Linked DNA regions of Mus musculus: all the other regions are linked to region 2. The links are chromatin loops, found by intact Hi-C in ENCODE. Cell type or tissue: left cerebral cortex. All regions are shown on one strand.

Region 1 (8,000 bases), 290 kb after region 2:
AATTGTTTTTCCTCACACCAGGCCTTAAGGTGATAAGCCTTTTTTTTTTTAAATTTACTTTTATTTTATTTTTTTTTTAAAGCATGGAATTATACCAAGTAAGTTCTGAATAACTATTGGTATCCTTTTAAGTTTTCTGTAAATCAAGACTGGAATTCTCAGGTACTTTCCCCCACTATAATATTTTGTTCCAAAGTGGTGATAATGTCTAAGTTCCCGGTGGAGTGTGTGTGTGTGTGTTACAATATTCATAGAATTTAAGAGGGTGTATTTTACAAAAAAACTTAGAAATTTCAAATTTAGGAAATTATATATCTGACAATGTTTAATGTTATGACATTTTTAGGAAAGGAGGAATTTTAGTTTTTTAAATGTTATTTAAATACTTCAGGATTTATTTCTGCCTGTCAAATTTCTACTTAATACATTATTCTGATTTTTATGTATTATCAAATTAGATTTTGACAGATTTATGATATCTTGTCTTTGGAACTACATAATTTTTGAAACTCTTGAGCAAATCACTGTCCATTTTGTTGCATCAATATCAAATCTCTACATAAAAGAGAAAATTATTTTTTATCTCCTTTGTTGAAAGAGTCTATTATTTCTTAACATGTATTGCAAAATATCCATGTATTTACCTAAGTACCAACTATAGTGACAGTATGTCTAGAAATTGAGATGGAATGATTTTAAACTATAAAGGAAACATTCTTACTGCAGATGCATAATGAAGTTGGGGAAGAAGCCAAGTAAAGAAAGAGGTCAAGGAAGCATGTGATATGCAACAAGGCCAACTCACTCAGAACTTGCCAATCTCCAAGAATAAAGTGAACAAAAAGATACCAGAAGAAAGTCCTGAAAAAAGGTGCCAGTGTCGGGCTCTTGGATAACCAGAGCTTGAAATATTGACAGCAAGGTGGTAAGTAATGAAAGAGTAATCCTACCTCAAAAACATCAAAGCAAACAAACCAAACCAAACAATGGTGCCCACATAGAACCCCAGCATTCAGAAGCACCAGGAGACCAAGAACAGCCTGGGTTGTGCTGTGAGACTCTGTATTGGAATGTAAGTAGGAAGAAAACAGGAAAAAACCCTTAATTTTCAATTACTGTTTTCCTATAGATCCATAAAATAAGATATTGTATCTATGGAACAGGAGCAATAGATTATAAGAAGTAGTATGTAATAGGAAAGAACACCTTTACATTAAAAAAATGTGGTGAGTCAGACAATTCAGTGTTGGGAGATAGTACAAAAACAGAGAAATAATAAAAATCTACAAGATCGATTAATCTTGCTTATAATATATAGAACTTGAATTAAGAGGGCTTGAAATAAAAAGGGAAAAATTTAAATTTATTTATTTTTAATTAGTTATTTTCTTCATTTACATTTCAAATGCTATCCCAAAAGTCCCCCAAACCCTCCTCCTAACTCCCCTACCCACCCACTCCCACTTCTTGGCCCTGGCATTCCCCCATACTGAGGCATATTAAGTTTGCATGACCAATGGGCCTCTCTTTCCACTGATGGCTGACTAGGCCATCTTCTGATACATATGCAGCTAGAGACACGAGCTCAAAGGGTACTGGTTAGTTCATATTGTTGTTCCACCTATAGGGTTGCAGATCCCTTTAGCTCCTTGGGTACTTTCTCTAGCTCCTCCATTGGGGGCCCTGTGATTCATCCAATAGCTGACTTTGAGCATCCACTTCTGTGTTTGCCGGGCCCCCGCATAGTCTCACAAGAGGCAGCTATATCAGGGTCCTTTCAGCAAAATCTTGCTGGTGTATGCAATGGTGTCAGTGTTTGGAGACTGATTATGGGATGGATCCCCAGGTATGGCAGTCTCTAGATAGTCCATCCTTTCGTCTCAGCTCCAAACTTTGTCTCTGTAACTCCTTCCATGGGTATTTTGTTCCCAATTCTAAGAAGGGGCAAAGTGTCCACACTTTGGTCTTCACTCTTCTTGAGTTTCATGTGTTTTGCAAATTATATCTTAAATCTTGGTTATTCTAAGTTTCTGGGCTAATATCCACTTATCAGTGAGTACATATCATTTGAGTTCTTTTGTGATTGGGTTACCTCACTCAGGATGATGCCCTCCAGGTCCATCCATTTGCCTAGAAATTCCATAAATCAATTCTTTTTAATAGCTGAGTAGTACTCCGTTGTGTAAATGTACCACATTTTAATAGTCAGAAGCTGGAAAAAAGGAAAATTTAAAGACATAATTCAAAAATGATTTAGAAAAGTGGGCAAGTATATCCTTCAAGTGCAAATGGTCTTATGGAATGCTCACCCTAAAGAATAAAGTTTAGTTCACCATCAAGTATATAGCGATAAAATTTCAGAAATTTAAAAATAGTAGTCTTTTTAATAAAACAAAAGGAGTCTCTGTGTGTGTGCATGTGTGTCTTTGTGATATATATATCCAGTATGTACCTTGTGGGCTTACACACTTGTACATATGCTTTTGTACCCATAGAGCCCAGAGGATAGCCAGTGTCTTCATCTATTACTCTATGTTATATTCTTTTGAGATGGTGTCTCTCACTGAACTCAAAACTTGCACGTTATCTCAGCTGATCAGAAAGCTCTAAGAACTTGCTCGTTGTCTTAGTCAGTGATAGCGCCGTGAAGAGACACTATGACCACTACAACTCTTATAAAATAAAGAATTTAAACGAGGCTGGCTAAGAGCTCAGAGGTTTAGTCTGTTATTGTCATAGCAGGGCAGATGTCAGGACATGGCAGGTATGGTGCTGGAGCATGAGCTGTGAGTTCTGGGTCTGTAGGCTGCAGGAACACAGAGACCCTGGGCCTGGCTTGAGCATTGGAAACTGAACCTTCAGCCAAAGCCCAATCCCACTGACTCACTTCCTCCAACAAAGCCACACCCACTCCAACCCTGCCCTACCTCCTAATGACACTCCCTAGTGACTAAGCTTTCAAGTCTATATGAGCCTCTGGGGGCTCTTCCTCCCCCTCCCCCTCCCCCTCCCCCTCCCCCTCCCTCTCCTTCTCCTTCTCCTTCTCCTTCTCCTTCTTCTTCTTGAACTCACTTTGTAGACCAGGCTGGCCTCGAACTCAGAAATCCACCTGCCTCTGCCTCCCGAGTGAGTGCTAGGATTAAAGGCGTGCACTATCAGGTCCGGAAATCTGGGGGCTGTTTTTATTCACACCATCACTCTTATCTCTACCATCAAATGCTGGTGTTACAGGCACAAGTAGCTGTTCCTGGCTTTTTATGTGGGTGTGGTGGATTCAAACTCAAATCCTTATATTGGCATAACAAATTCTCTTACGCACTGAGTGATAGCCTCAGTTTTGGGAGTCCATTGATTCCTAAGCACGGTAGTACTGTATTCTAGTGTATTTTATAACCAGTGCACATGGTAGTTTGGGGCTTTGAGCATGTTTTGTCATAACAGAACATTATGTGTAATGGTGTCATGAGCGCATGGATAATCATTTCTCATACCTCCAGGGCACAGCCTCATCGCACTTAACACTTGGCTTTTGCTGTATTTGCTGTGGGAGGGTCCCTGGTCTGCCTTGCTTCCTCCTTTCAGTTAAAGCTGACAAGATTGAATTTATCCAGCTCTGAGTACTCAGAGCTGTAAGTTATTCTCGTTTGAAAAGTGCTTCTGGAAGGTTTTTTGTGAAGGCAATGGTCAGGTACATGAACTACAAGAACTCCATAGTAGGAAGACTGGTAAGATTGTCGAGGAAATAAACCTGAGGTGGGTGAAGAATCAGCTTGAGACAGAGAGATAGGTGTTTTTTCCTCTTCTTTCAAATCCCAAGAATGCATTTCTTTTCCTCTTCTTTTCACTCTGTTCTGGGCCTGAGAGTTAGGGTCCTGTCTGTCTTTTTCTCATTGTACGTGAGATGAGGAAGTAGGTAATATGCAGGAAAAACTGTGTTGAGCAGCCTGGAGCCCTGGCAAGGGAAGAATGGGAGGCTGGTACTGTGTAGCCTAATGTGGGAGGGCTGCACCCTTCCCCCTTTCTCTTTACAGATCTGCCCCTTAGCAGCATAGGGCACCAGCGAAATGCTGACGCTAACTTGGTTAGCGATGCCTAAGGAACTACGGCCTGCATGACGCACAAGTGGGTGGATTGCCCTGCAGCCTGGCAACCATGGAGAGGTGGAAATGCAAAGGCTATTTCTGGCTTCAGCTGTGAGACTGGGGCATGCATTCTTATATAAACATGTACACAGGGAAGGTGCAGGAAACTCAGGCCTTTAATCACAGATGACTGGGTATCTCTTGTCTTCTTTAGCTGTGGGGTCCTATGAAAACATACCTGGTCAAATTACAGTACAGAAATAAATTGTCAAATTCTTAGGAAGTGCTTAGATTACTAGTTGCTTAAGACTTCTTCTTCTTCTTTTTTTTTTCTTCTTCAGAAACTCAAAATATCAAGCCCTGTTCCATTTCATGAAGTATGGTTATTTCATGGGAATGGTGGTACAGGGGCAGATGTACTTATCTGTGAGAAGTATGTGAAGATTTAAATTTGGTACTTTAAGCATCTGGTGCTATAGGGTGGTGGGCTGCTCGCATGACAGACCACCTTGTTCCTGCCCAGCCTTTGTGAACAACTGAGCAATTACGTAGAGAGAGAATGGGATGGCATAGGGAGGGGTTAGTGTGCCACTTTCCTTTAATGGGCTTTAGAAGTGTTTAACAATAAGACTTAGAAATCTTCAAGGACTGAGCTTTTCTATAAATGAATGATTTATTGTAAGTGTGCCTTCCTAGGCTTTTTAAAGGCCAGAATGTATTATCTCCCTTCTTTTGTGGTACTTTAGTTTGCCATGCATGTTATCTGGGAAAAAAAAAAAACTTTTCAAAACCAAAGACAAACAACCATGTGTTGCATCGCTAAAGAGGCACAAATCATCTTGGGCATCCCAAGCATCTATTTGACGTCCTTGGGCTTGGGAGGTAACATATTGAATACTAAGGGCTCGGACGTGACCTGATTTGATGTAGAGGTTTCCAGGGTTGAGCAGGAGTCACAAAGATGGAGCCCTGTCAGTGATGTAAGGTAGTAGCGACAGTCAGTCCTACCTGTTCGACACTATGCAGAGGGAACCTTGTATTAGAGTTGTCAGTGGTGAAATAGGTATTGTGGGAATTATGGCAGGGTCCAGTGGGAACATGGAGTAGACTCTAGAGCCTGATAGCCGGACCACATCATCTGTTGAATAGTTGTTTATTGTCAAGCATGATAGGGGTCTTTGGTGGAAGAGACTTGTCGGAATGTGGGACAGTCAGCGACTGAGGCTCAGTGCTTCCATTTAAGCTGGATGCTGACAGACTCACCAAGTGATACATTTAGGGAATCTCATCAGCAACTTTCGATGTGCAAGGAGAAGAGACAGAGGACAAAACAAACCACATGAACAGCTAGCTCAGATCTTTCATCGTTCACTGTGGCTATTCAGATTGTACTTTTCAGCTTTTGCTACTTGGGGAGCTGGAGGTTCCTTTGGGTGAGCTATGGAAAGTTCATCTGGGCTCAGGAGAGATAGACTTGAGCTGTGGTTTCAGGTGGCCAGTGTCAGCTTCTGTGTCTCATCTGAATCTGAAAGTGGCAAGTGGTGATCTCCTTGTAGATCCTAGATGTTCAAGTGATTTTCCAAGTCACTCTTTTCTACATGCTATTAGAAGCCTATGTATCAGAGGTTGGGGTTTGAACCAGCATTGCCTAGGAGACAGAGAGAGCAGCACAAACCCCTAAACTTTCTTCTGAAAATTATACCGTTGGCATGTAATGATAGTAAAGACAGTTACACGAGCTTGTCAGTATACGAGTTATACTTGAGCTAGTAGTATGACCTCTCAAAGTAGCTGTTGAGACTTTTAGAATTAGGGAGGAGAGGCAAGCAAAGATTTTTTTTTTCTGAATTTCTAACAGCTCCAGGCGCCCGAGATGCTTCCAGCTGCCAGTCTCATGAGCAGATATTCTGGGATTCCTATTTTAGGGGCAGCCTCATCATGTGGGCAAGCCACATTGTCTGGCATTGTTCTTTACTGTGCCATAGGGATTGGAACAAATGATTCCTTTCAGAATGTATGAGTGGGGTTTTGTTCAGGGCAGTATTGAATCCTAAAGCAAAAGGCATTCAAGGTCAAAGCCTGTCATTTTAATAGGAGACCCTAGGGATTAAAACACATTACAATTAGAAATGTATCTCTGGACTCCAAGCCTTCAATAAAAATTTCACTTGAATAAGATTTAAAAAAAAATTATATGAAGGGATAGGTAAGTTTTACCTATGAGGGGAGCTGAAAATAGCTTCTACTTTTAACCTTGTAATTAAGCAAACTAATAATAATTCATTGTCCCCTAGGCTTCTGTGCTATGTGAATAACAGAAAGAAGATATAAGAATTGACATATGTAAAAATAAATTTGGAATGAAACGTCTATGACTTCAAGGGAGACATGGGCCTGTCTGGGTACTGTCATAGTACATGCTGGGACACTTATTTTTTCTGCCTCTAAGGAAGTATGTAACAATCCAGAAATCACTCAAGTTAAAAACGGAATGTTTGTTTGACAGTTTTATGCATGTCTATAATGAACTCCAGTGATTTTACCCTCCTTCTCCCGCATCCCCCGCCATCTCCTACAGGATCTCTTCTCAACAGGTCCTCGTCTATTTTCCTGACCTGTGTGGCCCGCTGAGAAGGGTTTCCTGCACAAGAGTTGGTGGTATTATGTTATCAGGTTAGCAAGGTCAATTTATCTGTGAGTACACCACTGACAAAAATGATATCTCTTCTGTTAACTATCCTTAATTGCCAATAGTCCCCTGTGGACGCCTCCCCAATCCATGGGTCCAGGGACCCAGTTTTGTGCTGGTCTTGTGCAGATAACCGTAGCTGGAGTATATTCATGGGTACAACAGCCATGCCATATCCCGGTGATACCATTTTGCATCTCTCCCTCATCTTGGTTTGTACATATTTCCCAACCCTTATTCCATGATGTTCCATGAGCCTTGGAAGGGGTGATATAAATGCCCCAATTTAGAAAGATCAGTATACTTTTATAAAGCTGTAAAAAATTCTCCTCTGCTGTTAAGAAGCGAGACAACTCTGTTCATATGTGGAATTTTTAAAATTGGAAAACATTTATGAGAATAAAATGTTAAATTGTTTTTAGTAGTTGCCATGTGATACTTTTAGAAGGGCATCCTTGTCCATCTGTCCCTGTTGCCATGGGAACTGCATGGGTGGTCTATGGAGGTGTGCCCTAGGCGTGCAATTTACATAGACCATAGTGCAAATGGTGCCCTGATCAGTCTGAGCTATGTGTGGAGCCTGTAACTGTAGATGCCTGTCTTCCCCAGGCTCTTAATCTGGATATTGTGCGCTGCAAGTGTCCCGGGAGGAATACCACCCTGCAAAACATGTTCTTGGCAAGACCCCTCTGAGCGCTCAGACTTTCAAGCTTTTAAGACACACTTATGTCTTAGCTTGATGTTTTTGACTAATGTTTATAAAAAATCACATGTATATGCCTAAAATACTTTATAAAAAGTTATAAAATTTGTATAGAAATGACTTTCCCTGTTTTGTATTTTAAATTTACCTTCTAGAAAGTAAAAATTAATGAAGATAGTTTTAAAATGAACTATGTGCCAACATGAGGGAGTTGGGATCTTCTCGAAAGAGCCATTTTAGGTGGTGTTGGAATCCCATCCCTCTTGGAGACTCTAGAACAAACTCAGGTGAGCTTGATAAATTTTGTCAAGAGAAGGGAGAGAGAAAGGGGTGGGGAGAGAGCGGGGAGAGAGGGAGTGATGGAGCAGGCACACAAAGCAGCTCCATCAAGCCTCTCTTAGCGTGAGTCATGCACTCTCATGTGTGAATGTGTGAATGTGTTCCCAGTTGCCCCTGACCACATTTGCACAAGGTTTGGCATTGCACTAACTAACAGAGTAACACGTCCTGCCTGTATTTCCTCTGC
Region 2 (8,000 bases):
GGACCCCCAACTAGGATCTGTCATGCTAATGTAAACAGGACAAGCCTCTCCAGCCCCAGCACTGTTTACCAGGAACCTGCTAGAGTAAACAAGGCTGTTAAGCTTAACTTAGTGCGCAGCTGTAGTCACTCTGACCCCTGCATTTGCAGAGCAGCAGTAACCTTGGGGGTGAAACTGACAGATGCTGTAGTCCAGATTGGTTTAAAGAGGGGGAGGGCTTCTGAGTGCTTTCCAAGGGGATGATGGTCAACTCTCTTCCCAAGAGTTAAGAACTGACTCAAAAACAAAGAAGCCAGTCCCAGCATCCTCCCGGCTCTGAGGTGAGGCTGTCAAGGTCTGTGACAGCTGCGCACGGAAGTGTGGGAGGCTTAGGCAGCACTCTTCTTCCCACAGGTGGAAATCACACTCTTAAGTAGAAACTGGGCCAGGTTTTTGTTTGTTTGCCATTTTAGAATTTGCATTTACGGAAGAGCAAGCAAAGAGGGAAGACTCTTAGGGGACATTACAGCCCAGCCTGCAGCTCCAGAGATTGCTGTCCTGATAGGAGCAGGCACACCTTCCCCACCCCCACTCCCCACTCCCACCCTGCCTCCCCTTTTCGGTTCACACTATGCTGCAGGGCTGGCAGGGGACACAGTTTTGTTTATTCTCTGGCTAGGCTTGTTGAGTGGGAGAAAGCGCATTCTCAAATGCAGCTACTGTGGCACAGTCAAGCAGGTTCCGGTTCAGCTGTAGCTTCCGGTTATTTCCGTCTACGTTTTGCTCTGTCAACTCCTTAAAAGTTACATTAGTCCTCCATTGCAGCAGTTCAGCACCTAGACTATTAATGTCAAAAGTTCAGACCTAGGCTCCAGCACTCACAGGTTGGGTGTGCTCAGGGGGGCTGCTTGGCCTTTGTGCACCATGTTCCTTGCTAAAATGAGGGAATACTTGTACCTGCTTCAAGCGGCTGTGTGGATTTCAAATATTTAAATATTTGATTTTTAAAAGGTTTATTTATTTATATGAGTACATGCTAGCTGCCATCAGACACACCAGAAGAGAGCTTCGGATCCCATTACAGATGGCTGTGAGCCACCATGTGGTTGCTGGGAATTGAACTCAGGACCCCTGGAAGGAGCAGTCAGTGCTTTTAACCTCTGAGCCATCTCACCAGCTACCGGATTTTAATGGCTTAATACCCGCAAAGGACATATGGGACAGTTTCAGGTGGATGCTGGGTATTTTATTTGCCAATAAACACCTGCCGCCTTAAGTGGGAAGCTTAGCCTTCATGAATTGGGTTGTAAATGTAGCAGCTTTTGCTATAGGGAGCAGGTACCCGAAAGCCAGTGTGCGTGTGTCAAAGCCCCAGTGTTCCAGAGCTGATTTTCACCCTCAGTTACAAAGGATTTTGTCCTTTTAAGGCCTGACCTTTTTGAGGGCCCCATGTGTCCCAGAAAAAGTGTCCACTGGCTTTTCTTAGGCTACCCCTGAGCTGACCACAAGCTTTTCCTTCTATTGGAGTAGGTATGATTTTTGGGATAGTGAGTCCAAATTGGGTCAAATCAGAATTTTCTGGAGCAGAGAGCTGGCACGTCTGAAGAAAAGCCCTGTAGTTCGGCGGTTCTCAACCTTTAATATATTTCTCATGTTGTGGTGACCTCATAACCACAAAATTATTTTCACTGCTACTTTATAACTGTAATTTTGTTACTGTTATGCATCATATAATGTGTTTCCCCGATGGTCTTAGGCTTCTCCTGTGAGAGGGTCTGTCAAGTCCTAAGAGGTCACAACCCACAGGCTGAGAACCTGTGGTGTAGTTTCCCTGATTTTAAACTGAATTGAAGTGATTCTGGTGGGAGCTGAAAAGAGCCTGGATTCATCCAGGGTTAGAATGGCATGGGAGTTGGGGGTGGGGGGTGGGGTGGGGGGGTGAGGGGGTGAGGGGAGGTGGACGGGATCAGGAGTTGGAAGGGGTTAGGAGGTGAGCTCGCTTTTCCACCCTTTGGCTTGTGGAATCCTCCTTCAGAGGCTCAGACAGAGGAATGGATCCTCTCTCTGGAACCTGGCTGAAGAGATCTACCAACACTGGCTGCTTACCTCTAATCGAGTGAGGTTTGTGTGTTTGTGTGTGTGCATGCTGCACAGTGTGCGGATGGAAAGGGAAATGTGGTCATAGGCCATGCCCGTGGGGAGGGCAGTATATGGATACAAATGTGGATTTCAAGGTGATAGCCCGGGGGGTCAATAGCAATGGGTAGAAAACCACCAGAATCCAGAAGAGAGACAGGACCGATTCACAAAGTCTCAGAAGGAATTAACCTTGCTAAGACCTTGGTCTTAGCCCTTTAGTCTCAAAAGTGTGAGGCTACCTTCCTGCTCTTTAAGCCACCCAGTCTAGGGTGCTTTGTTATAGCAAGCCTAGCTAAGCAACACCCATGGGAATGTTGGAACTTTCTGGAAACAGGTAGAAGCTTCTTCTCGGGCAGGCTGATTGGCCCTGACTACCCACACCGTCCTATTGTCATTGCCAATCACGTTTTATTCTGTGACCTGTGGTCTCACTCAGCCCTAGATCTCCTGTATTTCTCCAGTGGAACATTGCCTTGCTGTTGCAGGCTGTGTAAGTGGGGGCCAAGAATGGAGCTCTTTGTTTAGAAATTGCGTGGTGTACCTAAATAACAGCTATGAGCATATGGAGAACTTTCAAGCCAGAGGCGTTTCAGAACTAGGCAAGGGAAGAGAGCCTTCATTTGTCAAAAAGACATTTCCTGTTCAGATCCATCACAATCTTCCCTGCAGCCTCCCTTCCTGTCCCTCCTCCCCAACCCCAAATATATAAGAGGCAGCGTAGGCCCAACAGGATGTTAGAAGAAGTGGATTAAAAAGAAATAGCACATCAGATAAAACGGGGGAAAAAAAACCCCAAAAGACCACTACAACCTCAGTTCTTTCCACTTACTTAGGCATGAAATTCCACCTGCCAGCTTTTCCTGCAGACTGCTAGATTGTATGTAGTGGTCTGTATGCTTACACCCCAGCTCTGAAGCAGGCAGAGCCAGGTTCAAGGTCCACTCCAAGCCAGCTTGCTCCAAGGATGAGGTAGGGCTGGCTCTCCAAGGTGATCTCCAGTTCAGGCGCCCTGGATGCTGGCTGCTCAGTTCCCGTTGCTGATGCTCCACAGCTTCAGAGCTCCTGGCTCTGGAAAAGCCCCATTGGAATGAAAACACCTCACTGGCTGCCAGGGAAGTGGTGAGGGAGGCAGTGAGTGAGCGAGCGGGCGAGCGGGTGAGCGAGAAGGCAAGGAGGCTGTACTTGCTCATGTGTGAGAAGGAGGTGACTCCTGGGTAGTTCATATCCTGGTTTCACACCCCATTTACAGAGTGTCCCACAGATTTCTCTCTTGTCACCCAAGCCACAGTCCTGGGAAAGCGCCAGTCTTCCAGTTGCTTCTGTCACAGATAGTCATGGCTTCATGGTAGGCCTTAGTTAAAGGGAATTTTTAAAATTAATCTTTTCAGGTTAGCATACAAAGTAATGGGCTCATTATCGAATTTTCTTTTCTCTTTTCCTTATTCATTTTTTATATCCCTAAATGTTGCCGCCCCCCCCCCCCGCCCTCTTTACAGATTTCTTGCCCCATCTTCCCTCTCCTTTGCCTCTGAGAGGGTGCTCCCTTCCCCCTTGCCTGGGGATCAAGTCTCTACAGGATTAAGGGCATCTTCTCCCACTGAGGCCAGACAAAGTAGCCTGTGCTACATATGTGCTGGAGAACTCAGACCAGCCTGTGTATAGCGTTTGGTTGGTGGCTCAGTCCCAGGGGTCCAGGTTAGTTAACACTGTTGTTCTTCCTATGCGGTTGCCACCCCCTTCAGCTCCTTCAGTCCTTCCGCTGGCTCTGCCATAGGGCAATTCTGTCCATTTTATCCTTTTGTTGGTTTCTTTGTGAATGTCCTATCATGCCACCCAGTCCCATTCACCACCCCCTCCCCTCGTACCTGCCGCCCACCCTTGCAACCTCCCCGCAACAGAGGAAAAAAAATCTCTATTGTGTCACAGTGTGTCCCATGGTGTACCCTTCAGCCTGCTTCTTTGCTTGTGAATGTTCATTGCAATGACTCCTGGCTCAGGTCGGAGGCCTCTGGCTTCTGCGACTCTGTGAATACTGGATCCTCACGGAGACTTCTCTCAGGCATCCTGATGTTGCCCTGTGTCATGGAGATGCTTATTTTTGCATATGTAGGACCTGCTCCTTCATGCACTCCAGCAGTTCATTGGTAGATGTTGGGGTGGGCAGGCCAATCTCAGAGCCCAGGAGCTGGGCCTGGGAGGGAGCTGAGCTGGTCAGCCCATCCTTATGGTACTTTTGTATATGTGATATACGTTTTTTCTTCTTTTGTTCAACTCCCCTACGCCCTCCTATTCCCTGGCCCCACACTGCCCCTCCCCCCCAGCTCATTTCTTTTCTTTCCACAGTTAGACCATGCTGTCGTCTTTGTGTGTGTGTTTAAGAGTTATCTATTTATTTCATGTATATGAGTACACTGTAGCTGTACAGATGGATATGAGCCATCATGTCATTGCTGGGAATTGAACTCAGGACCTTTGCTCGCTCCAGCCCTGCTTGCTCTGGCCCCAAGATTTATTTATTGTTATATGTACGTACACTGTAGCTGTATTTAGATACAGCAGAAGAGGGCATCGGATCTCATTAAGGATGGTTGTGAGCTATCATGTGGTTGCTGGGATTTGAACCAGGACCTTCGGAAGAGCAGTCAGTACTTTTAACCGCTGAGCGATCTCTCCAGCCCTATGTTGTATTCTTCGAATATGTTCCTTTACCCTATCTCCTACCTCCCTAAAGATCTCTTTCTCTTCCTTTTTACAGCCCCTCTCAGTTTCGAGATACACACACAATTACTTTTAATTTTTGGTTTTTCATACAGAAGCAAACACATGGGGTTTGCCTGTCTGAGCCTGGGTTTTTTTCTCCTGACATAAAGATGACCAGTTGCATCTATTTTCTTGAAAACATCATGCTCTCATTTCTCGTCATGGTTTGTGTACACACTGTGTTTTCTTTATCCACTCATCTGTTGCTGGACTCCTGATGTGATCTGTATCAAAGCTACTGTGAGTGCTATTGCTGTCATGGATGTGCAAGGATGGGCTGATGGGCACTTGATCTGCTCTATATCACGGCTGCTGTGAGTGCAATTGCTGTCATGGATGTGCAAGGATAGGCTGAGCTGCTTTCCTGCAGCAGCTTCGGAAGGGGAACTCCCATGTCCATCTGTAACTGCAGCTAGTCCCCACAGTGACAGACGTGCCTAAGGATATGTACATCCTTGTATAACGATGACCATGTGCTTTCAAGGATGACAATGTCTGGATATACCTTTTGACAACTCTCTTTATAACTGCTAATTCATAGCGAGATTTAGAACATAAAAATAATAGTCATAATCCCTAATGCTCAATTTAGAATGTGCTTCCCCACATTCCCCTCACCCCTCTGCCCCCCCAAAACCCAAAAAAACCTGTGCACTGGGAATGTCACCTCCAGAGCAGCAGCATGAAAGGGGGACTTCTGTGAAGTGCTTCAGCCTCAAGGACTCTGTCTTCGTGAATGGACTGATGTGGGTTTTAGAAGGACCGGAGGATGAGAGTGCAGACTTTTACTCTCACTTTCTCTTGCATGTTCTCTTGCCTTTTGCTGTGGGTTGGTGCAGCAGGAGGACCCATGCCAGGCAGGAGCCCGTTGACCCTGGCCTTCCCAACTTTTAGAAGAGTGCTCTTAAAATCATTAAAGTACATTTGTTTATTCAGCATATGCTCTTGTGTGTGCGCATGCTCGTGTGTGTGTGTGTGTGTGTGTGTGTGTGTGTGTGTGTGTGTATGCACATGCACTAGAGGATACCTTGCAGAATCTTTTCTCCTTCTTCCGTGTGGGCTGTGGAGAGGGAACTCATGCCATTAGGATTGGTGACAGGTGCCTTTAGCTGCTGAGTTTTGTTTTTTGTTGTTGTTGAGACATCACCTCACTGTGTAGGACTAGCTGACCTGGAACGTACTAGGTAGAACAGGCTGGCCTTGAACTATGTGCCTCTGCCTTTCAGAATCTGAGATTAAAGGCATTGGGCCACCATGCCTTTAACTACTGAACTTGCTTAAATCAGTGGCATGGTTTCGAGCTTGCAGTTATTGAAGCACAAGACAGGTATGATACGTACTGATACTTGCTGAATGTGTGGTCCACGTGAGAGAATGGAGAGCACAAAGCATAAAACTAAGGAGGTCAATTTAGATAAAATCTATTTAAGACCTTCCATGTGCCAGGATGCGCACTATTCTTTGTTATGTGTTTGTATCCTGGGCATAGGGTAGAAGTATGAATTAGAATCATTTTCAGAACTTATCCTGAATCATTGGAGAAGGATCATTTATATGGATGACATGAAAAATTGTATTAGAGTTTGAAGGTTAGCAGGAAGAAGGTAATTATTCAAAAGAAAAAAAAGAAACAAAATAAACCTCAAATCCAGCCAAAACATTTTTTTCCGATTCACTGAATAGTCTAATCCCTGAATGTTTTCAAGGTCAAGATTCAACCTTGCTTAGAAATAATTGGCTTCTTGCCTCAAGTCAAGAGTTTGGCTTTAGAGCCAAGCATACTAATCAGAAACAGCTTTTGGAGAGCTCCATTGTCCCACCTCCACCACAGTGACTTATCAGCTAGTGAGACCTCAAAGAAGTTTGTGCTGTGGATGATCAGGAATTTGAGCACTGGGTGACCATGGGGAGGAGCACTGGGTTACCAGGGAGTTGAGTGCTGGGTGACCTGGGTGTTGAGTGCTGGGTGACCTGGGAGTTGAGTGCTGGGTGACCAGGAAGTTGAGTGCTGGGTGACCTGGGAGTTGAGTGCTGGGTGACCAGGAAGTTGAGTGCTGGGTGACCAGGGAGTTGAGTACTGGGTGACCAGGGAGTTGAGTGCTGGGTGACCTGGGTGTTGAGTGCTGGGTGACCTGGGTGTTGAGTGCTGGGTGACCTGGGAGTTGAGTGCTGGGTGACCAGGAAGTTGAGTGCTGGGTGACCTGGGAGTTGAGTGCTGGGTGACCAGGAAGTTGAGTGCTGGGTGACCAGGGAGTTGAGTGCTGGGTGACCTGGGAGTTGAGTGCTGGGTGACCTGGGTGTTGAGTGCTGGGTGACCTGGGTATTGAGTGCTGGGTGACCTGGGTATTGAGTGCTGGGTGACCTGGGTGTTGAGCGCTGGGTGACCTGGGTGTTGAGCACTGGGTGACCAGGGAGTTGAGCACTGGGTGACCTGGGAGTTGAGTGCTGGGTGACCTGGGTGTTGAGTGCTGGGTGACCTGGGTGTTGAGCGCTGGGTGACCAGGGAGTTGAGCACTGGGTGACCTGGGAGTTGAGTGCTGGGTGACCTGGGTGTTGAGTGCTGGGTGACCTAGGTGTTGAGTGCTGGGTGACCTGGGTGTTGAGTGCTGGGTGACCTGGGTGTTGAGTGCTGGGTGACCAGGAAGTTGAGTGCTGGGTGACCTGGGTGTTGAGTGCTGGGTGACCTGGGTGTTGAGTGCTGGGTGACCAGGAAGTTGAGTGCTGGGTGACCAGGGAGTTGAGTGCTGTCTTTAGCAAGTGATTCTGCATTTCTTTTTTCCATTTAAAGTTGGTGAAGAGTTTCTCTAAGTTGCAATAAGAGAAATACAGCTTGGAACTCCCATAAGTAAGCACAAAGGAACCTTGATAAGAACTCCAATGGAGTTCTTTCTATGGCAACAGAAAGGTCCCACAACCCCCTGGAGAAGAAGAATTGTTCCTGTGTTCCCTTACATGTCTGTCTGTGTATTGCCTGGAGAGAGTCATAGCAGGAAGGATAGATAGGCAGTCTCCTTTTCTTGTTGTCAAAGCACTCGGGCATTTTGGATCACTCAGATTGTGGTTCATGAAGCGAGTTGTAGGAGAAAAGAGGTAAATGTCACCTAGCCATCGGTAAAAGGAAA
Region 3 (8,000 bases), 770 kb after region 2:
AGAGATTGGCTGAAGAAGAAGGGTTGTAGGCAGAGTGTGAGGGCCATGAAGCTGTGGAATAAGACCAAAATGTATTTTATAAATGTCTGAAGTAGTTTTATATTTTATTTTATATTTTAATATATATAAATATAAATTTAATTTAATCATATTGAATTATATATTTTAATTATATATTTATAATATATAATATATATCTAAATATATACTTAATTATATATTAAAATAGCATATTTTATCTTATATTTGATTATGAAATAAAATCTATATTTAAAAAAAGAACCTTCACAAATAAAGCTATAACTTTTGAATTTGGAAGAGACTTTAGAGGTTATCAAATCTAGTCTGATTCTCCGATGAGGATGTTTGGTTTCCTGAATAGATCCTGATCATGAGGGAGACACCACTAAAACTCCACTTGTTGGAGGCCATTCTGTTATATTGCCTTTCATGACATAGGCCTGACTGACAGAAACTCAGTGAGGGATACCCAGCAGTCATCCCCTTGGCAAAACAACTCTCCATCATCTATGTAGGCCACATTTCTCCCAGACCCTCCTAGCAATCTAGTGGTCATAGAGATAAGAACTATTAGCATTTATATACAGCAATATCTAGCACCCTGGCATCAGTAGGTTCTCAAATGGCTGATAATAGGTAGGGATGATAGAAAGATAATTTGCATTTGTTTTTGGATCCCTGCATATGTTCATGCATATTCACTAACCGGGGTGAGTTAGTCTTATATAACACAGAACCCTAAAGTTTCCATGGTAACATTCCATTTACTGGCAGCAATGCATTGAATCCTCAACCCCCCAAATCCTTTTATTAATTCTGTAAAGTACAGTCTGCTGCAATCTCTTTCAGGCCACAGACTGTATTATTTCTCTTCTGATCTAGAACCAGGGGCTTGGTTTATCTGTCCAAGCAGAATGGACAGAGGCTGTCTTCCCCTTTCCATCTTACCTACAGTCATGTGTTTTCCAGAAGTCACTGGCACCTGTTGGTAATACTGCAGGTGTCCTGGTTCTGAAGACACAGCAGCATTTGGACATGCGTACAAGGAGTGTATTCAGGGCCACCACTCTCTATGACAGTTCAGACAAAGGACATGGACATGTGTCAGAGCAGCCATCTCTACAGATGCAGTCCATACGAGCCTTTGTAATTGTGTCTTTGCAATGAAATGGTTTGGCTGGCATCGAGCTTGCTATAATTCTCTGATCCTGCGTCAACCCCCCACTTCTGCTCTCCCTCCTCCTCAGCAGCCTCCTCCTCCATACCACTGCTGGTGCATTCATGCGTCATTTGCAACCTCTCACCGCGGCTGGAACATCTCCGCATCTATGAATAGATTTAACAGCCTCCTTCACACGCTTCCTCCTAGGGCTGGACTGACTCAGCTTCACTAAGAACAGAGAGCACTTTGATTGACAGCTGAGTTTGCCATCCTATGTTTCCACAATGTGATGCAGGAAAGAGAATACGGCTTACAAGAAACCCTCTCGAAAAAATAAATCCAGCCCAGCAAATGAACAGAGGAACGAAAAGAAATACTGTTCCGGCTAGAACACTGATGTAGGTGTTTGTAGATAAAATGATAATTTAGAATATGAAATTCATGATTTGAAAAAAAAACGATAAGCTATCTTTCACGCTTGGCTTTGATCTAAAGATTAGAAATTGCTTCCCCTGAGAAAAGATACTTACAGATGCAATTTGCAAAGGAGCCAGGCAGAGGGAAACAGGATCCACAGCAGGCAGATCCAGGTCACCCAGGCTTACGTGATGAATACTTATTGTGTATCACACTGAATTCACAGCCACTACCTTTAATTAGTAACAAGAACATAGTCAGGGCAGCAGGCAGCTGCAGAACCTGCCTCTGGCCCTCAGAGGAACGGGGACCATGTCTGGCTCAGGGGGACACAGCTGCTTTACAAACTCTGAATGTGTGGGAACAAACGCCGCTTGAGATTTCTGTAGTAGGGAACCAGCTAGGGAGGTTTTTCCAGAAAGAGATAAGTTCATGACTGTTTATTAATAGGACACTAGATTCACTCAATAGAAATGTTTGGTAGTGACTGCTTAATTGTTCTCAGGCAGTAATTACTACAATTAAGAACCTGCAACATTGCAAAACCTCGTCTAGACTAGTATTAAAAAGAACCTGTTGGTGATTGCTCTTTGCTGGAGAGAACAGATAAACAGTGGACCTGTGAGTGGTGCTCAAGTGTTTACTAGGAACCCATCTTCCCAGTCTTCTCCCCGACTGATACAACAGCCTTGAACTTGAGGTATTCTGGGTAGCACAAACACCATGCAAGTGCATACCTTCATTCACCCATATCTCTAATATCGGCTACTTGTCCTATTAAAAACATGAGGTTGATATTCCCACAGCAATGACTGTTAACATTTCCTACTTGGAGACAAACTGAAACCAGAAAAGAGCCCCAGAAAGAGACAGTCAGGCTCAGAGTGACAGCAGGAAAGACCCTCACTTCCAAAGAAACTGCAAAGTCCAGGATGCTCCCGAGGAGGAAATGTCACCTCTTAAGAAATCTTATCTGCTTCTGCTTCTGCTTCTGTGACTCTCCCCCACTGCTGTCCTTCTTCTTGGAACTTCCCACAGCCAGGCAAACCCTTAACCCCTTCCTTCCAAAGCAGCACAAGTGAAGAGTTAAATTCACACCCTCAACGCCACACTCTTCTTTTCTCAGAGACCCAGCATCTCATACCCGTTCCAGTTCAGTGTGCTGGACAACGTGAGCACTCTCAGGCTCTTGCTTAGCCTGATGATGGCCATGCTAAATTATGTGCTAAAGCCTCCGGGACAATGACATAATCAGGTGTCTCTGGCACCCACAATGCATTCTGACAAAGAAGGCTTGAGGTATGAAGATGCTTGTTTTTAAAAACAAACATTTGAAAGCTTTTGCTTCACACGGTTTCTTTTATTGCGATGATCTTGCATCAGTGAGAAGCATTTGCTCTAAGTAATAAATTAACATTGCTACCAGTTATTACTAGCGTAAGTAAGACATTTCCATTGGGGTTCGTTCCACAGGATTTTGTTCACATACGTCGTCATGAGCACACTGTTGTGATAACATACAGAATACCTTTCATGGCACCGACTCCCCAGTACTCCACCTGCTAGTGTGCACCTCTAACTTCTGTGCTATGGTTAATCTTCAAGGTCAACTTGTTTGGATTAAGTAATATTTAGGGTGTGACTCGGGAATGTCTTTGGGTGTGTCTCCAAGGGCGTTTCCAGAGAGGATTAGCTTTGGGGATAGGATCCACACTAAACGTGGGTGGACCCATTCCACAGGCTGTGGTTCGGGACTGCACAGAGAGGGGAAAGGAGAAAGTCAGCTAGTGCAGAGTTCCTTTCTGTCTTCTTAGATGTGAGCAAGCAGCCTCACATTCCTGCTGGCACACCCAGGGGATGCTTCCGCCCCAAGCTTCCATGAATACAGTGCACTCTCTTCCTGGAAACCAAATGTAGCTTTGCTCTCTAAGTTGCTCCTTGTCTGATATTGATTATAAGGGCAAAGAGGAATTCATACAGTGCGGTCTTGGTATCTCTATACTGTGTTTTTCTGTAATCCTGGAACCTAGAATCATGGTGTGCAGCCTTTGTAGGCTGACATCTTTTGCTTTGCAATATCATCCATGCTGTGGTAGAATTACCCTTTGTTATGAGCAATGCTCTACTGTTAGGTTAATATACATTTATCTATTCACCGATTGCAGGATATTCTAATTGTGTCCATATATTGTTAACTATGACTAAAACTGTTACAAGCACCCATGGGAAGGCTTTTGGTGGCTACCCATTTTAAAATCATTTGGATAAATACAAAAATGTACAACTGCATCTCTGGCATGGGTACAGTCCATTTTGTAGGAACCTGCCCAATTGTATCTGAAGTTGCTGTCACCAATTTTCAGCCTCGACAACAGCAAACAGGATTTTCAGTGAGTTCGATTATTTTTTTGAGAATGGTATTTGGTAAATACAAAAACACAAAAGAGATAAGTTGTGGTGTGGAATTAATTCAGAGCTTTCTAGCTGTTGTTTTGGGCTGTCTTTGCTGTACACAGTGAGGGTAGTGGGGGTGAGCTGAACTAGGTAGTGTCTCCACTTGGTACTTAGGAGCACTATAAACTAGTCAGTGTCTTCACTTGGTACTTAAGAGCATATAAGAAAAGCAAATGTACTTGGGGAGGCTGAGATTCATCTTGTCTAATTAAAGAATAGGATGATGGTGCCAATTCCTCAAAATCAAGCAAATATGAAAGGTAAAACTCATTTACAAAGACTAGCTAGCATCTTCATGACCTTACGGTGAGTACCCCATATGAGCTTCTAACTCCAATGATATTGACTATGATAATTTTCACCAGTTACTGTTTGTAATTGTAAGTGGATTCTTTATTATAATGGCAAAATTCTGTTTCCAAAACAAGAAAATGACTCCAGTCTTTTCAAAGTGAGTGGAATTTCCCAGTCATTTCTACCTAGTAGAACTCAGAGAGGATAGAAATACCATGGACTCACAGATCACAGATTCTAGCATCTCTGAGGATGCAGCTTCTGTATCTACGTCTCACTGGCAGTGTCTGTGTGGGAGTGGGTCATTGCAGGTCATGCCCCTGGATTTCCCACAATAACCTCACTTACCATAGACCCATCTTCTGAGAAAAAAGGCCAGTAGCATCGTCTCAGTAAAGTGTAACTCCAGCCTTGGGAGATGCAATAGCCACAAAGATTTCCTTTATCTTCTGATACAAAATTAGCATCAATATCCCACTTACTGTGAGATTCTGTGTGGTGCTCAACCGGGGGACCACATTTTCATATTTTCTATTGCCTTCACTGTGTGTGTGTGTGTGTGTCCTGAAACATCACTTCCTTTGGTTATTTTAATGCAGTTTGTCACCCTCTGAGCCAGAAGCTAGCTCTGGTTTATCAGCTGATTCCTGAAATGTGAAAATGCTCATCTCCAGTACCTGATTCCTTAGAGCACCTGCTTTCCTCCACCACCACCCGTAAAACTTATTTTTCTTTATTAATTGTTAATGCCATTGTTGTATAAAATGTATCTTGATCATATCTACCCCTTATATCTCTTCCAATTCCCCAACCCCAGACACCACTTCAGATTTCTTTCCAAACTACATGCCTCCCTCTTGTAATTTTTGACTAACTTACTTTTGAACCTATGGAATCCAGTTAGTGTCATGTGCTGTGTATGGGGTCATCTACTAGGGCATGGGGACACTGTCAGTGGGCACACTCCTAAGGAAAATGGAATGCCCCTTCTTCCAGCAGTCACCCACGGCCAGCAGCTCCTTGGTAGGGGGAGGGATTCAAAAATCCCACATTTTCCATGGCAGAATTTTTAAATAGCTTGCTCTTGGGCTGGTCTTATGAGACTAACACTAGCTGCCATGAGTCCATATGGTCAAGAGCAATGTAATATCCACAGGAGAGCACTTTATAGTATTACTTCCCACCCAACATGCTTGCTATTCCTTCTTTGCTATTGTTCCATAACCCTTGCAGAGAGAGGGTTGATGTAGGTGTGCCATCTATAGCTGAAAACTCACGGTCACCTTCTCAGCACTTAGATCAGCAATGCACTACTTTCTGCAAGAAGAAGTTCTCTGATCCAGGTTGGGCTCAGCATCAATTTGCAGATACAGACACAAACATACAGACAGCTGTTGGACAGCATAGGAAGTTAGAATAATAGCATCAAAAGGTCTTCCCCTGGCCATGGGTTTGACCATATTTATATACCAAGCCTACTCCCTCCTCTGGAGCAAGTGTCAGATACAACTAAGAAAACAGCTCCTCGAACCTCCGATGTGTACTTATAAGGAATAACATCTGCCTGGTATTAAGATTTCCATGTAATAGCCCGTGGTTTCTGGGAGCACTATCATTCACCCATGTTCAGCGTCATGTTTCTGAATTAACTGACAAATTAGTGAGTCTCATAAAGCATCTCTCTTCAGGGAACCCCACTCCCTGTACCTCAACCCCTTACCCCCATTTTCATCCCTATTTAAGTCACTAGTTCCCCATACATTCTTCCTATTCTCTCACATTATATGATGTTTTCATTAGGGTTCCTAGTGCTGTGATAAAACCACCATGATCAAAACAACTTGGGGGTGGGAGGGTTTATTTCTCCTATACTTTCATATAACAGTCATCAAAGGAAGTCTTATCAGAAACTCATAGCTGGAACCTGGAGGCAGGGACTGAAGCCAAGGTCATAGAGGAATGCTGCTTTGTGGGTGGCTTTCTTCTCATGACCTGTTCAGCTTGCTTTCTCGTACAACTCAGGGCCACCTACCCAAGGTTGGCATCATCAGTGTGCTGGCTAGAGGTATGTCAACTTGACAGAAAACACAGTCGTTTGAGAGGAGGGAACCTTAGTTAAGAAAAATTCCTCTCTAAGAGAGGGCTGTGGGCCAGGCTATAGAGCATTTTCTTAATTAGTGATTAAAGGGAGAGCTCAGCCCATTGTGGGCAAGGTCATCTCTGCGCTGGTGGTCCTAAGTTCTATAATAAAGCAGGCTGAGCAAGCCATGGGGAGCAAGGCAGTTAACAGCACCCATTCATGGCCTCTGCATCAGCTTCTGCCTCCAGTTCTCTGCTTGAGTTTCTGCCATTGGTTCTTCACTTATAGACTATACTGTGGTACTGTAGGCCCAATAAACCCTTTCTCCACAACTTGCTTTGCGGTCAGGGTGTGTCACAGAAGAAATAGAAACTGAGACAATCACTTCTGGGATGAACCTTCTAATAGAAAATCATTAATCAAAACAATGCCTGACAGATTTGCCCATAGGTCCATCTGGTATTTCCTTAGTTGAAGTTTTCTCTTTCTGAATGGTCCTACCTTGTCAGGTTGATACATATGTTCTGCTATTATGTCTTTTTCACTTGCATTGCAAGGTCAAATGCCTTCCTAAGGCACTTGTTCCTGCACACGTTTTGGTAAAAGCTTCTCTTGGCCCCTCATTTTCCAATCCCCATCATTCCTCCTCCTGCTTGAACCCTTCTGCCCCCAGGTATTAGCCCCTCTGCTTTCATTTCACCTCCATTGTATCCCTCCTCCCTAGGTGCACCTCCATCAGTGGACCATTTCCAGTCTCTCTGTTTGTATATGTACTCCATGTTAAACATACAAAACAAAACAACTGAATCAAGCACCCTCATGAGAGGGAAGGTGTGGCATTTGTCTTTCTGGATTTGCATGACCTCATTCAGATTTTTTTTTCAGTTCCATCCATTTTCCTTGTAAATTTCACTTTTCTTGCAGCTGAGTAATACTCCATTGTGCATATGTACTGTATTATAATTATCCATTCACCAGATGTTGGGCATCTAGGCTGATTCCATCCCCTAGCTATTGTAAAGAGAGCAGCAGTGAATATGGATGTTCAAGTATCTCTATTAAAACAAAGGTCGTTGGGTACATGCCCAGGAGCTGGGGCATATGGTAGATTTAGTGCTAGCTTGTTGTTTTAGAAACATCCAGAGTGGTTTCTAGACTGGCTGCACTAGTTCCTACTTCCACAAGGGCTCTCCTTTCCTCTCATGTATGCCAGCGTTTGTATTCCTAATGACAGCCATTCTGAGTGGGGTAAATGGAATCACAAAGTGGTCTTAATATGCCTTTCTCTAATGGGTTAGGATCTTAAATATTCCTTATGTATTTGTTAACTCTTTGTATTCCTTCTTATGAGGATATTATGTTCAATTTCAAAGCCCATTTTTTCAATTGGCTCCTTTCTTGGTGATTTGTTTGTTTGTTTGGGTTTTTGCTGTTGTTTTTTGTTCTTTATATATTTTAGACAACGTCATCAGGTAGATAGTTAACAAGCATTTTCTATGGGTACCTCTTCACATGACTGACTGCTTCCTTTGATGGACAGCTGCCCTTCGGCTTCATGAGATCCCATTTTAC

The links. Peaks named below come from ENCODE experiments on the same cell type or tissue, not always from the same donor. Only the 100,000 strongest peaks of a DNase experiment are listed, where the experiment ranks them.
Region 1: a loop joins it to region 2, with 4 times the contacts of the local background. A loop is called at or near these places in 2 of 42 quality-filtered maps.
Region 3: it touches region 2 in a loop (4-fold over the local background); 3 of 42 quality-filtered maps call a loop at or near these places.

What each region holds. Positions count from the first base shown.
Region 1 is chr13:111,095,538-111,103,537 of GRCm38, reverse strand. No RefSeq gene overlaps it. Among named protein-coding and RNA genes, the nearest start is that of 3110015C05Rik, 130 kb to the left of the region's middle. In left cerebral cortex, no CTCF peak of the experiment used is centred here; DNase peaks (open chromatin) are centred at 5,989, 6,642, 7,256, 7,893 and 6 more places; H3K27ac peaks cover 4,598 bases.
Region 2 is chr13:111,389,828-111,397,827 of GRCm38, reverse strand. No RefSeq gene overlaps it. Among named protein-coding and RNA genes, the nearest start is that of Gpbp1, 96 kb to the left of the region's middle. In left cerebral cortex, no CTCF peak of the experiment used is centred here; DNase peaks (open chromatin) are centred at 419, 649, 2,694 and 3,295; H3K27ac peaks cover 2,694 bases.
Region 3 is chr13:110,621,163-110,629,162 of GRCm38, reverse strand. It overlaps Gm33045 (predicted gene, 33045), which reads right to left and starts at 1,918. Exons shown (of 6, transcript NR_167735.1): 1 at 1,714-1,918; 2 at 970-1,091; 3 at 1-51. In left cerebral cortex, no CTCF peak of the experiment used is centred here; DNase peaks (open chromatin) are centred at 1,776, 2,329, 3,348, 4,736 and 2 more places; H3K27ac peaks cover 4,344 bases.